2 separate regions of the Homo sapiens genome follow, and region 2 is linked to region 1. A link is an interaction called in ENCODE POLR2A ChIA-PET data of the cell type or tissue named here. Cell type or tissue: MCF 10A. All regions are shown on one strand. Each heading gives the region's core, and the rest is flanking DNA. Links, peaks and the distances in the headings are about the cores only. Region 1 overlaps PRKG2 (protein kinase cGMP-dependent 2). Region 2 overlaps PRKG2 (protein kinase cGMP-dependent 2).

Region 1 (2,821 bases), core at 191-2,690:
TTAATCCGCCTGCAAGCGCCTTCACAGTCACTTTTGCTTTTCTTATGTCTCTTCTAATTACCCTTGGTGGACAGCAATTTCTAAATGGCGATTACATTAATATAATAATTTGTAGTCTTATGTAGTTTCCTCTCTTCTAGCGAAATGCCACTACTCATTCGATTGCTGTCTCCTATACCTAACTGCAGAAGAGTATTGCCTCCAGAGTGAACTATGGTTTTTGGTTGCCTTCAAAGATAATTAGGTGGGCCTCCATGTTTTAAGCATTTCATTGCAGTGTGTGAAAATAAATAGGGGCTACATGAGGGAATTACAGAGCTTCAATTATTAAGTCCTTGTAGTTATGAACTGGCTCCGTGTCATTCATAATTCTTTTTTTGTCTCCATCTTTTGGTGGGGAACTTGTTTTCCAGGCTGTTTGTTTCCAAATGACTTCTTTTCTCAATGGAAGATAGAATCCAGGCAAAGTAAGAGTCCCTTACTCCCGGCCACCACCTCCCAAAGGAATAATGTGCATCTTTAAAGAGTTTTGTCATTTGAGAGGCTGAGGCAGAAGGGTGGTTTGAGCCCAGGATTTCGAGACCAGTTTGAGCAACATAGTGCAAGACCCCATCTCAACAAGAAAATAAAAAAAATCAGTCAAGCATGGTGGTGTGCCTCTGTAGTCCTAGCTACTCTGAAGGCTGAGGCAAGAGGGTCACTTGAGCCCAGGAGTTTCAGGTTATAGTGATTGCACCACTGGCCACTGCATCTCATGGCTGCAGAATGAGACCCTGTCACAAACAAACAAACAAAAACCCACAAAAGACTCTTGTGGAAGACATCCAGTTTACTAGACTTCTGTCCTACCCAGAAATGATCCTCTCTGGGTTTTCTTCACACCTAGACATTAATTGCCTGTTTCTAGTTACATACTATAATAAGAGCTGCTTACCTACTTCATGTCTGATACCTGCCAGGCATCATATGGGGTACTTTACAAACGTAATAATCATAGTAACCCTACGAGATGGATATAAATATATTCCCTTTTGTAGATGAGAAAGTAAGACTCAAAGATTTTTAGGAATATATAGAAGGTTGAGAAAGAGCAGATTGTTTTATAACCCTAATTGGCCTGACTCTATTGCTCATGTTAAATTCTGATCTTTATCTCCAGACTCATTTCTTATTGCATCATGTGCTGCCCTCTGACTGTAAGAATGATTTTAATAACCTGCAGTTGCCAGACTGATGGAGCAACATCCTATGGTTCATTTCTCCTTGTGGCTAGCAATACATATTTGAGAAATAGCTTATCTTAGTGACTGATACAGGAAACAGAGTGAATCTAATTAGGTTTTATGAAGCCAGAGACTTGAAACCTTGGCTTCAGGGACAGCAATATTTAAATGGATGAACTAAGTAAGAAATCAGACTAGTATTGAGCCATTTAGTAACTTACTTACGTATCTTAAATTAGTGACTTGAAAGATGAGTTAGTTACTCTCATTTTACCCCTCTTTGAAATTCTAAATAGCTTGAAAGATTTACATAGCTTCCAACTAAACCAGAGGATAATTGGTGTTTTGGGAGAATTTAACATCCTCTACCTAACTGTGCTTCAAGTTTGTAAAATTATTGGATTGGTACAGAATTTTTTGAATACCATCCATAGAGCAAAAATGATTCTAAGCCTTTTCATATTTGTAATGCTAAAACTGTTTTCTGTGTCAAATTTGACTGCAAATCCATGATGGGATATGCCTCTGATATGGTATATGATACTTTGGTCTTAGTAAACAATTTTTCCATGAACAAAAATGAGTTAGTTGTTAGTTTAATATTAGATTTGAAAGTTTTTATGCGTGCTTTTTTATTTATAAGGCAAATCCTTTTCCTCCTACCATCACATCTCCCTTCTTTCTCTACTGACCTAAGAATACTTCTCCATGAACCAAGAAGGCTGTCTAGAAAATGGGTCACTGATGCGTGTTAAAAACGTGTGTACACATTAATTTCAGATTTTTTGGAGCACCTTTCTTATGCTTGTAATTCATAATCTCATTCAGGTTTATTCTCAGATTTCAATATAACATATTCTGAATTGCTTATTCAAGGTACAAGTATGTCCAGGGCTACTTCTTTGAATTCTAGTCTCTTCATCCTTCTTATACATTCATAATATATAAGATCAGTAAATGCTGCCAAGTCAACAGAAACTTAAAGGTTAAACCTGCCACATCTCTGCAACATATTAAGGCAATTCTCCAAAGGCTAATGTTTATTAATGACCACTTTGAACCTGAATTCTATGAGAAATAAGTAGGTGTTTCAAGATTGCTTTTATAAATGCATTTGTTTTTTGCACCATCCATTGTAGGCAATCTGCATTGACTATTTGGTCACATCTGTTTGAAATCTAGATGCTGTGTTACATCTTTGCATCTGTGCCTTTGTTGTTGTAGAGGTCACAGTTATTCTGGTAGAACTAGTGAAAAAACTCTAAGTATTTCACTTCTATTTAAGTTTGAAGTTTGGAGGGCGAGAGGGGCAGATGTGTGGGTTATAAAACTGTTTCATTTCTTCTGATTTGAGATAATCAGAACTAATTCAAGCTTAGTTTACAAGTGTTATAATGCTTTTTGGGTTATGGCTGTTGTATTAGTCTGTTCTCATGTTGCTATTATAATAAAGACATACCTGAGACTGGGTAATTTGTAAAGGAAAGGGGTTTAATGGACTCACAGTTCTACATGGCTGGGGAAGCCTCATAATCATGGCGGAAGGCAAAGGAAAAGCAAAGGCAAACTCCCCTTTATAAAACCATCAGATCTCATGA
Region 2 (2,821 bases), core at 90-2,589, 65 kb after region 1:
AGAACATTCAACCAAACTGTCGGTACATTTGAAGAGCTGCAAAAATACCTTGAAGGATATGTGGCAAACCTGAACCGTGATGATGAAAAAAGACATGCGAAGTAAGTGGAGGAATGTTTTCCTGAGCCGGAGCTGACTTCTGGCAGCCAATAAATAAAGAAGGGGACAGAGGGTGTGACTTGCTGTGTGGTAACTTTTAATGTGCCTTCACTAGAAAATTCTGGAGAGTTCTTTTGAATTGTTCTTCCACAAAGACAACACCACTTCCACTAGAATGGATATTATCTATTAGAAATAGTCTGCTCCTTTATTTTGGATGATGAGTAGGAATGTTAGGGAGAGGTGTTCTAATCCAGGGCCTTACAAAAGGGATATTTTATGTTGCCTGGTGACTTAGCTCAAAAAGACATTAATATTTGATTAGAGGTAAAGAGCAGGGTTATAGTTAGAATTTTTTCAAAATGTAAGGAATCTATTGCCCAGGGATATGTGGAGGAGGGGGTTGGGTAGGTCTCTAAATGTAGTAATAGTGATTAATTTTTTGTGTGTACTAGAAAACTCTACTTTTGTTAAATGAAAATTATTTGAAAGTTGTTTGCTGAAACATTTTTTTAGAGTGAATGCTTAAGCACATGTTCACTAGATAGTGCTATCAAAGCCATATAGTCAAAATTCTTAGAAAACTTAAATTTGAATTAAATTAGAATATTCAATCAGTACTTCATATGTTTTTGCAATTTTTACGCTGAAGGCCTTTTGTGGTAATAATTTATGAATATGTAACCCAGACCGGTAAACCTTAATTAAAAGAGAAAAAAATGGATATTACTTAGACATAAAGTAAGAAATGTACTTTTCATATTTCACAAAGCAGTTATTTTGGTTCAGCCATGCAAAGCTTCAAGATCTGATAAAACTAGCAAAACGTGGGAAAGATTGTCAATGTGGCATTCTCCTGTACATGCAGCAAAGGAAGTGGCTTCCTTGTTTCATTCCCATTCATTGACTGCTTTTCATGGTTGTTTTTTAACAGCTTTTTTGAGGTATATATATTTTTAGTTAAAAAAAATTTCCACACTGAGAAGAAACCTAAGAGGTACATTTTAAGTACCACAAACTATACCCATTTTACCTCTCATTGATTCAACTTGGCATTCGTCTATTTCCTGGTATATGCATATGTGTGAGTTTTATGTTTGTATATTCTATTGTTTTCTCGCTGCGTGGGACTGAATCTGATCCATAAAAGTTGGGATAGCCTTTGTGGCAACTATAAATCATAGTTACAGCAGAAATTAGACTGTCGTAGGAGTGAAATTTATGTATGGCATGACACCTTCTTAATTATGGGTGTGTGTGTGTAAAGTTTCACTTCTCTTGTACAGGCGGTCCATGTCTAACTGGAAGCTGTCCAAAGCACTCTCTCTGGAAATGATTCAGCTGAAGGAGAAGGTGGCCAGATTTTCCTCATCATCCCCATTCCAGAACCTTGAGATTATTGCAACACTGGGCGTTGGTGGGTTCGGAAGAGTTGAGCTTGTAAGGGGTTTACGTTTCAAGCATCTGAGAGAAGCCTTTTGACTTTTTTTTTGTTTTATATTCCAGCATATCTTGGAGGAATATATGAATTGTTACTGCTATCTTAAATGTTGCTTTGAACTGAAATTGAGAAAGTAAACTTTTCACTCTGTATATTGTATAGTAGCAGGTCTGTGCTAGTAAGTAACTTGTAATAATCAACTGCTAGTTCAAGCTTACATCACGTCTTTTGTGAATTTTCTTCTCGATGATTATCAATATACTAAGTAAGCACGTCCAAAAGGAAACATAAAATAATGTATTTTCTAACAGCAAATGCGTGTCTATATACATTCATGACACATTTAGTCTCTATACACTAAAGAAAAGAAGAATGTGTCAAGTGAAAATGCCATAGAGGTGAAATATTCAATGTTATAGTTGTGTTCTTTAAACAACTCCAGTACCATGTCTGTATTTCACCTTCATTATTTTGTTTTTGGGTTGCTCAAAATTTCGTATTGTGAGAAAAGAAAAGAAGATGAATGAAAGGGAATATTTGAAGAGAAGCCTTCTGTAGTGTTGATCAGGATATCTGGGAACTTACAGCCTGATTTTAGTTGTGCCTTCCACATCACCCTCTTTCTGAGCTATCAGCTTCCAAGGAGTAGCAAAAGTGGTACTGTCAAACAAGTATTCTAAGGAAAATGTGGAATAGAGATCTGTGGCCTTACTGGGTACAGATGGCTCTGAGGCCTTGGCAATTACCGAGTCCTTCTTTGCCCATCAGATTTTTAAGGATTCACCATACCTTATCTTCTGGGAACTCTGCTGACCTGTTGGTCTGCTGGCTGGCTTTGGGCATGAGCAGATTTGAAATGCTGTCAGGGGAGTCTGGACAGTACACTTCAGACCCAGTCCTTGCTTCATCTCTGATGGGGGCAGGGACAGATGTTCCTTAGGATAAATAATGTGTGTAATGTCTCTTATACCTTATGGAGAGATAAAGATAATACCTGTCTGCAGTGGTATTTTTCGTCAAAGTTTGTGGCAAAAGGATTCAATTAACAAAGCTGAGATCTGTTTTCTAATAATAATTGAAGCAGTAAATCCACCATTGATTTAAAAGTCATGGGCAGCACTAATGGCAAACATGAGCAAAATATGGAGTGCAGCCATTTCTGCACAATGTAGTTACTTATCTAGCATAGTCTGCTTATGGAGTTTTAAATCTATCAAAAAATTATTTTAAAATGTTTATTTCCTTTTTAGGAAATACTTGATCGTGCATCTAGAGTAGTAC

What was found. ChIA-PET counts read pairs that join two places held together with the same protein. Peaks named below come from ENCODE experiments on the same cell type or tissue, not always from the same donor. Only the 100,000 strongest peaks of a DNase experiment are listed, where the experiment ranks them.
Region 2: POLR2A ChIA-PET joins it to region 1 with 6 read pairs; 2 of 35 experiments call an interaction of 5 or more read pairs at or near these places.

Annotation. Positions count from the first base shown.
Region 1 is chr4:81,206,403-81,209,223 of GRCh38, reverse strand. All of the region lies in intron 1 of PRKG2 (protein kinase cGMP-dependent 2), which reads left to right. Among named protein-coding and RNA genes, the nearest start is that of PRKG2, 7.4 kb to the left of the region's middle. In MCF 10A, for the core only: no CTCF peak of the experiment used is centred there; a DNase peak (open chromatin) is centred at 1,203.
Region 2 is chr4:81,141,512-81,144,332 of GRCh38, reverse strand. PRKG2 (protein kinase cGMP-dependent 2) reads left to right here. Exons shown (of 19, transcript NM_006259.3): 10 at 3-101; 11 at 1,386-1,539. Among named protein-coding and RNA genes, the nearest start is that of PRKG2-AS1, 22 kb to the left of the region's middle. In MCF 10A, for the core only: no CTCF peak of the experiment used is centred there; a DNase peak (open chromatin) is centred at 1,432.